3 separate regions of the Mus musculus genome follow, and all the other regions are linked to region 2. A link is a loop called in an ENCODE intact Hi-C map of the cell type or tissue named here. Cell type or tissue: gastrocnemius. All regions are shown on one strand. Each heading gives the region's core, and the rest is flanking DNA. Links, peaks and the distances in the headings are about the cores only.

Region 1 (2,500 bases), core at 1-2,500, 130 kb before region 2:
GGTCGGGGAGGGAATGTGAATGGTCACAAAGTAACTACTGCTCAGAGGGCCTTTGTCACTGGCCTGGCAAGGGCATATGATGTTCTTGTGACAAACAAGGAACCAGCTAGGGCTCTGTGTTCCCGGTTTCTAGTGTAGTGGATAGCCTAACACTTGCTCCTGATTCCTGCTGTTGTCCCCTATGTCTCCAGGCTGAGAACCTTACTGCAGCTGAAGTGGCAGCGCTCACTGTGTGACCCAGGCGAGGCTGTTGGCCTCCTGGCTGCCCAGAGCATCGGAGAGCCCTCCACACAGATGACACTGAACACCTTCCACTTTGCAGGCAGAGGCGAGATGAACGTCACCCTGGGCATTCCAAGGTATAAGGGCACAAGGAGGCATACTGCAGCTGTGCCATCTGCTCTAATATTCCTGGGCAAGGACTCATCTTATGAGAGGGACAAGGAACAGGGCTAGTGAGCAAGAGATCTCTAAGTATGGATTCTTGAGCATATTTGGAGCCAGAGTGGTTTCTGTGGCTAGATCTTGTAGGGTTTCTGTGTATCCTTCTGCCACATCATCAGGTTACCAGAAATACCTGTGAGACCTCACACACAAGAGTATGGTTCATTCCAACACAGTGCCACCTGTTTGCCCAGCTTCAGGAGTGTCATTCTTGTGGCCATGACCCTTTAGGTACATAGCCATACACTGCAGTGTGGTGACTGCTGGGGAAGTGGAAAACATGGACCCACCCTGCTGGCATTCCTCCATGCACATTCCACTCTCTGGCAGATCGATGCTGGATAGCTTCCCCAACTCCTCAACCTGAGAGTTCGCTCCAGTGACTGCAGAAGAGAGGCTGAGCCCACTAGGCTGCTGTTGGGATGGCAGGGCTCAGTAAGAGTGCTGAAGGCTTCTAGTTTACTCTTTCCTCCGTCTCTCATTTGCTAAGCTCTCTGTAAGTGCCTGCTGACTGCAGGGAGTGGTGAAAGGAAGCGAGCTGTAGCTGTAACTGCACATGAGGAGCTGGTCCTGCAGGAACCTGGCAGGACCAGAGTTGTGACTGGTAGGGCATATTCCTCTGTCATACCCCGATCAAGAAAATCAGGTTACCTCTGATCAGATGTGTCCTTATTCTTTGTCAGATTGAGGGAGATTCTCATGGTGGCCAGTGCCAACATCAAAACGCCCATGATGAGTGTGCCTGTGTTCGACACCAAGAAAGCATTGAAGAAAGTGAAGAGTCTAAAGAAGAGGCTCACCAGAGTGTGCCTGGGGGAGGTAACTGTCTCTCATACTTGATTACACGCTGGGTGGAGACCTGATCCTGCCTCCTCCTACCCCAACAGAGCAGTCTACTGGCATCTTAGTTCCAGACTCCTACCAGGAGACAGACAGTCTCTGCCAAGTGCTAGACAGGGTTAGATCAAGAAGCTTTTAAGATAATTGTTAGTTCCCTAGCATTTGCCTGGAGAATGCGGTAAGAATGCTTCCTGGGTTAACTTAGCAAACACCAGGGCTGTTCACTTGAGCATACCGCAAGGCATTCATGCAGGCAGAGCTTACTAGGGTGTCTGCAGTTTGGGGCTGTGGCCCCCTCAGACTTTTGATACCGTGTGATCCACTTGCTATGCACAATCATCTGGGGGGCTGAGCAAGTCAGATTCTCTGTGTTCATTCATCTGGTTCTAGGTATTGCAGAAAGTTGACATCCAGGAGTCCTTCTGTATGGGAGAAAAACGGAATAAGTTCCAGGTGTATGAGCTCCGGTTTCAGTTCCTGCCACATGCATATTACCAGCAGGAGAAGTGCCTGAGACCCGAGGACATCTTGCACTTCATGGAAACCAGGTCAGGACTCAGCTGTGTTTGTCTTTGACTTTGAGCCATGGAGCACTCCTGGCAGGAGCCACAAAGGATGTGTTTCAGAGGACAGTAGGCCCCACCACCTAATATGGATCCCTCACCCCAATCTGGCCTGTAAGTGGGACCCTTCTTAGCCATTTATCGTTGCCTCGGCCTGTCCTGGACGGACGAGTTCTCTCCTGGTTATGGGATTAGGGTTTGAAAGGACCTGTACAGGAAGCAAGGGAGCCTCGTCACAGTGGTGCCTCTGTGGCTCCATCCAACACGCAGCAGAAAGTGGGACTCTGTGGTTTCAGCCTATAATGTGGTTCCTCGTTCACATCTTGTCAGCTGATAGGGAGCCCGTGGCATGTCGTCTCCACACCACTGTATAAACGGATTCTCACTGTAGGAATTCTGGCTTCTCTCTGCTAGCACTGTGTAAACGGATTCTCACTGTAGGAATTCTGGCTTCTCTGCTAACACTGTGTAAACGGATTCTCACTGTAGGAATTCTGGTCTCTCTGCTAGCACTGTGTAAGCGGATTCTCACTGTAGGAATTCTGGTCTCTCTGCTAGCACTGTGTAAGCGGATTCTCACTGTAGGAATTCTGGTCTCTCTGCTAACACTGTGTAAGCGGATTCTCACTGTAGGAATTCTGGTTTCTCTGCTA
Region 2 (3,703 bases), core at 1,204-3,703:
ATGAGATTATTATACAATAGTTTTGACTGTGGAGATTCTCTGAAAGGGTCCCGGAGACAACAAGGAGGACACAGACCGTATTTATCTTTTTTTTTTTAAACTTCAAACAGAACCCACCCAATAGAACCAAAAGTTAGACAAACTTACCAAAATAGAATATTGCAGCTCACAAGGGGAGGGTGAGAGGACGTCATTAGATTAACTAATGTAGTAAATGGAAAAAGTGAATTTAGGAAGTGGTAGCTGCTATCTCTGATTTATTAGTAGTCCTACTGTATGGTAGCCAGAGTCTGGAAGCTTCTCTGAAGCCACTCAGTAAACCATTGAAATCTAGTGGCTGATTCTAGTGTGTTATTTGGGGACTTTGGGAGCAGGTCTTCTTTTCCTTCACTAAGTGTCAACTAGGTGACAGAGCTCATGAATATTTGAAACAAATGTCCCAGGAGACTAAGACAGAAGGTAGAGTTCACTTCTTACACTTCATTGCCCTCAACTTACACCTACTCTTGTAAGGCAGGATGCTTCCAGCTTCCAGGACAGCCCTTACTGCTAAGAGGGTGGGGCTCCACACAGGGAGATGTGGGAGAGAACCAAGGCACAGAGATGTCAGAGCATCAGACCACACAGGCAGGCCTCAGGCTGGTCCAATAGTAGGAGAGTGAGCGGCTCTGCAATCTTTTTCCTGCTATAGTCATTCCAGGCAGCTAGCTAGTGTCTGACCAGCCTTGGCCAACCCACTGGCTTTAGCCACATGTCAGGCTTTCTTCCATCTTTTTTTCCCTTTCTAGACTATTTCCAGTGTCCTCGCTTTAAAATCATACAGATTTGTTGTTTTGGATAGCCATGAAAGTAGAATCCACCTACTCCGTTCTTTCCTATGTCTTTATTCTTGGCATTGACTACCCAGAGAGCATCCCCCAGTTCCCAGGCGACCATGTTCTACTCTCCACCCTGGAGAAAGAGCAAAGAGAGCAAGCTGCTGTAAAAAGGAAAACTGATAACGGCTCTTGGCTCAGGGTCTAGGATCTTCCTTCTCAAAATGAGAGGGTTATTGTTCGGTAAAAGATGGATAGCCATGCTTGATTGGGGCTGGAGAAGGGAGTTCTAAAAGCTAGCCCAGGGCCTCTTCCTGTTTGTACAGGCTGACAAGCTTCCACTACAAAGCTTCAATTTTCTCAGCTGATACACAGATCTAGCACGGGACCTTGAGCAGACCCAAAAAGGAGTTTGCTATGCAGTCACCAAGAAAACTGGAGCTGTTATCTTGGAAAGCGTGCCTCCTGACTATCAGAATGCCCCTTTGTGGTTAAATGTTCTTGAGGTCGAAGGCAAGCTATTCCAATATAACAAAGACTATGGCACTAGGGGATTTCCCACACACACATGCAGTAACAAAGGGTCTGCATCCTCAGAAGAACTTGGCTACATTATATCATTTACTCTGCGCTTTGGATCCCTTTCTTGTCGGCTTTTCTAGAAGATCATGGGGAAAAATATCCTAAAAGGGAGATCCAGTCCGGTTTTAGGCCTTTTTAATGCACCAATTTTGGGATTTATTAAATGTGTTTTTAAAAATCGTATGGCATTTCCTTTCCAAAATAAGGTGTGAGAGGCCAGGGCCTCTCTAGCTTTCAGACAAATAAGATTTGAGCGCTCCAAGCCCAGGTTCTGTTCCTGCTTCGGCCTCCAAATGACTTCAAAGCTACTCACCCTCAGTCCCACACAGACCTCAGTTCCTTCTCCTGTTAAAACAAGTTGGTTGGCTTTGGTAACTAGCACAGTAACAACCGTGTAGCCTAATCGTTCTCAACCTTCCTAATGCTGCGACCCTTTAATACACTTCCTCAAGTTGTGGTGGTAACCCCTGACCATAAAAAGTATTTTCGTTGATACTTCATAACTGTAATTCCACTACTGTTGTGAATCGTAAATGTAAATAAACGTGTCTTCCATTGGTATTAGGCGACCCCCAGGTTGAGAACCGCTGATTTAGCTTGTCCTGGTATTTGTCTCTTGGGTCTCAGGAACCCAGGACCAGTAATTACCTGAAGACCAGTGGGCAGCTGGCGAATAAAGCACGTGACTACGTCAAGCCCCTTAGTTCCCCAGCTCCGACTCCTAATTGGATGCTCAGTCAAAGCCTTTAACCGGTCCAGAGCCACCTTAGGTTCTCCGGAACGCCTTCCACTATCTAATCACGCGCAAGCCTGGGGAGAGTTGAAGAGATCCCCGAGCGCGGGGCACCCTCATCCTAGGCTGCCTGGCGCCCCACCTACTTCTCGGCTGGAGTTGTCCCGCTCCCCCTCGCACTAGCAGTCGGAGGGGGCGGGGGGACAGTCCGCTCGCAGGCGGGGCCTCGGCGCACTCTGATTGGTCTCCCTTATCCTCGTGACGCGCGACCCCGCCCCCGCCTACCCCCACCCCCCTCAGCATCCGCGCGGGGGAGCGGACTGTCCGGGGCTGAATTGGCGCGAGCGCGGCGCCGGGGGCTGGCTGGGGCGCGGGGCCCCGGGCTGGCGGCTTGCCAGCGCTCCCTCCCTAGCATGCACACAGAGGCGGTGGGCGGCGCGGCGCGGAGGCCCCAGAAGCTGCGAAGCCAAGCAGCGGCACCTGCCTGCCGAGGTACGTGGCGCAGCCCCCAGTCGGCAGAGCGGACACCGGGGAGCCCAGATAGCGGCGATCCGCCTTTGCGATACCCCAGGCCCAGCGGCTCCTCCCCAGCCCTGCGACGCCGGACGCGCCTGCTAGGGGACACGGGCGGAGGGTCGCGGCCCCTGGCTGCCTACATGGGCGCCCCCGGCGCAGCCTGCGCAGGTGTGGACGCGGCGCTGCGGGTAAGGATGACCTGCCCCGCGTGGCAGGTCCAGCCAGAGTGGCCCTCTTCACGTCGCTTGGTTCTGGGATTTTAATTCATTGCTGGAACCTTCTGAGCCGGCAGAGTCGAATAGACTCAGTGTCTCCCTTGACTGCTTTGGGGAACCTTGTACAGGGTAACTAGTGGCGCCTGAACCCTCCTGGTGCATCCATGTGGGTAGACGTGCAGTGTGAAAGTGGGTAGCTTTCTGCTGGCAGAAATTCACTGGTGACCTTCCCTGCCCCCTCTCTGCGGCCAGTCCTGCGGAGGAGACACATTGGGAGACCGTTTTGGTTTCTTGGAAATTTTAAGCTGTGTCCTGACGAGGGGACGCGTTCTTTGTGCGCTGTTTTATTTGTTTGTTTTGCGGAGAGGGTGTTAGAGAACAATTGGTAGGACCCCAGTAAATGAAAGCTCTTGTCCCTACTGCACATCAGCTGGATGACCTTGGCAGACACTGATATCCTCCTGTGGGGAGCTTGCTCTCCAGGTCTGTACTGGAAGACTTAACTTGCTGTTGGCTTGGGTCTCTTCCACAATGAGTTTGTGGTTTTAACCATTTAGAATAAATATGTCAATTGGCGAGAACTCTGTAGAATCACTAGCTGACTTGGAAATGAAATTTTTATACCTTTCCCCCCAGTAATTCAGTCTTAATTCACATATATGAATTTTGCCTTTGCAAAATTAGGTGTAAATGTAAGTAGATGTACTTAAAAGGAGGAAGAGGCATTTTTATGTGTTGTGCTTTTTCTGGGACCGATGGGTTTCAGGTTCCTTCAGCCAAGAGCTGTGCTGGGTTTTAGACTTACAAAGGAAGGAGACTCACACTCATCTCTGCCCTCTGGT
Region 3 (2,500 bases), core at 1-2,500, 120 kb before region 2:
ATGAAATCAAGACCATCTTGACAAAGAAAGAACCCAGGGCTGGGGGTCCAGCTCTGGGAGAGTCTCTTTCCAAGGGCCTGGGCCCAGCCCCAGTACAGCAAATTAAAAAGACCCAGATGTCCAGAGACACTCATCCTTCTGGTTCTCCAGGTGCCTCTGTCCTGTGAGTGCCAGGGAGGCTGAGTGCAGGTCTGAGGTGTCACTGAAGGCTCTGCGGTGTTCTGTATGAATCAGTGGTATTTGCTGCCACTTCCCTGTACCCAAATCTCACACAAAGTGCCCACTCCCAGTTTCCTCCCATCCTGCATCCATCCCACTCCAATCTCCACTTGTGCGAACCATACAGACCCTATTCTCATGGAGCTAGCAATGCAGCATTCCAAACATCTCACCAGGCAATTCTGCCTTATTTCTAGCCAAAGGTTATGGTACCCAGAGGGCATGTGAACACACACCATATACTTATCCAGGTAGGACCAAACTGCTGGTTTCATGGGGAGGAAAGAGAATAGCTGAGTGCATGCTCAGAGGCCAGAAGAGGAAGCTGGGAAAAAATCATGACTCAGTCACTGCTTCCCCACCGCAGTTTGCGCTCCTCCACACCTCCCACTTCCTGGCTTCATCGTGAACATACAGATGCCTCATCCTGGCCCAGCCACATGTGCCTCTATATTTCTAGCAAGTTTGAGTATCTATATGAGGAAGACCTGCTGGCCCTGCCTGGTGCTGCTTTCTAGATCAGCTGTCCACTGTGCTGTTGTCACAGGAGCCTCAGCCAGTTTGGGGCTGAGGTATATATGTGAGGGTCTCAGACACCACTGGTCTCACTGGGTTACACTGAACGGCCCTTACTCAGGACTCTGTTTGTTTCACAAGGTGGATGGGTATGATGTACCTATTTGTGTGTTGGTACATGCACACTTGTGTGTGGAGGCCAGACGTCAATGCTGAGGGTCAATGCTCAGTTACTTTCCATCTAGATTCTGAGACAGTGTCTCCCTGAGCCCAGCGTTCAACATTGGTTACTTTTACATGAATGCTTGATAACTTGGGTCCATATGTTTGCTGTGACTTTAATGGCTGAGCCATCTCCCCAGCCCCTGACATTACAGTGAGTAGAGCCAGCCAATCCTCAAGGACAGCAGGCAAGACAGCTGGCGCTGAGGACAGAATCAAGTTCTCTCATCTCACAAATGTAACACTGAGGGAGTTGCTTGGCCCTTCTGTATTTTATGTATAAAATGGTAATTAGTAAGTGTTCCTAAAGTCTACTTTAGCCATATCAGCACAACTATAGGTGCTCACCTATATTACCTGTACACTGAGTGGTCCTCCACTAGGGGCATATTGTACTCCTTCCCATGCACACTTGGAACTTTTGTCAATGTCTAAAGATATTTTTGTCACAACTGTAAAGAGATGCTACTGGCATCTGGAGGGTACAAGTCCAATGCTGCTGTAATTAAAGTATAGTCTTAACAACAAAGGATCATCTGGATGCAAATGTACAAGACTGAAAACCTTACCACACAATCACCCATGGGGTGGATATTGTAGGCTTTGATTTCTCAAAACCTACTTTTAATAAGGGTTTGTAAACACTTTAACCTCCCTTCTAGGCCACCACCCACCAGAGGTAGTGGAAAGGAAAGGTTAATAGGGCAAAGGAGGATATGGACCTGCTTAGAAATAGTTCTTTGGAGCAAATCCAATCTGCAGTGTCAGGATATCAGCCTCTCAGTTCATACGAATCAGCATTGATCCACTCGAAAACACCATTCACAAATCAGAAGAAACCCGGGAGGCTCTGCCAAACTGTCCGAATTCACAGAAGCATCAAGAAGCCACCAGAACACCACTGGAAGTTTACTGGTGTGTTTCTGACATGACAAACAACTAGCAAAGAATGGTAAGGCATACTAATACCATCCAGCATCGTCCACTGTCTATTGGGTCATACTTATATCCTTCCCAAACATCGCATGTTCTCTCAAGCATCCACTCTAGCAAAACATCACATGCCCCTTTTTCTGGCTGCTTCCAGAAAAACACCACATGTCTGTTCTTAGTAAAACATCCTCCCCTGTGTCTGCTTCAGGAAAAAACATCCTCTCATAAGACTGTTTCCAGGGAAAAAAAATCACATGACACAACTGAGTCTCGAAAGAAACCAGAAATTTCACTTCAGGCTGTGCGTGCTTTTGTGAGATGAATCCCTTCCCCCATTGACCTCTCCATATATCAAATGGGTTCCCTAAAAATAGAATGCTTCTAAAGAGTGGCTCATTCCTTTTCTGGCTGGCCAGTGAGCACCAGGGCTTTGCCTGTGTCAGCCTCCCCAGTGCTGGATTTACAGGAACACACCACCACACTGAGGCTTTTTATCTGATTCCTGAGAGTCCTCCAGAGTACATGGCAAACACTTTACCAACAGAGCCGTCCCCCCAACCCCTGCTTCACTGCCTTTTGTTTTTATTGGTGTGTTTCTGTTTGTCTATTT

The links. A loop is a pair of places that touch in the nucleus more often than their neighbours do. Peaks named below come from ENCODE experiments on the same cell type or tissue, not always from the same donor. Only the 100,000 strongest peaks of a DNase experiment are listed, where the experiment ranks them.
Region 1: it touches region 2 in a loop (2.1-fold over the local background); 3 of 42 quality-filtered maps call a loop at or near these places.
Region 3: a loop joins it to region 2, with 2.0 times the contacts of the local background. A loop is called at or near these places in 12 of 42 quality-filtered maps.

The regions. Positions count from the first base shown.
Region 1 is chr6:71,966,185-71,968,684 of GRCm38, forward strand. It overlaps Polr1a (polymerase (RNA) I polypeptide A), which reads left to right. Exons shown (of 34, transcript NM_009088.3): 25 at 192-359; 26 at 1,128-1,263; 27 at 1,675-1,832. Among named protein-coding and RNA genes, the nearest start is that of Gm26628, 3.7 kb to the left of the region's middle. In gastrocnemius, for the core only: no CTCF peak of the experiment used is centred there; no DNase peak of the experiment used is centred there; H3K27ac peaks cover 2,305 bases.
Region 2 is chr6:72,095,161-72,098,863 of GRCm38, forward strand. It overlaps St3gal5 (ST3 beta-galactoside alpha-2,3-sialyltransferase 5), which reads left to right and starts at 2,448. Exons shown (of 7, transcript NM_001035228.2): 1 at 2,448-2,622. The coding sequence starts at 2,544. In gastrocnemius, for the core only: a CTCF peak has its summit at 2,611; DNase peaks (open chromatin) are centred at 2,435 and 3,046; H3K4me3 peaks cover 2,052 bases; H3K27ac peaks cover 2,141 bases.
Region 3 is chr6:71,980,996-71,983,495 of GRCm38, forward strand. No RefSeq gene overlaps it. Among named protein-coding and RNA genes, the nearest start is that of Gm26628, 18 kb to the left of the region's middle. In gastrocnemius, for the core only: a CTCF peak has its summit at 1,318; a DNase peak (open chromatin) is centred at 1,115; H3K27ac peaks cover 676 bases.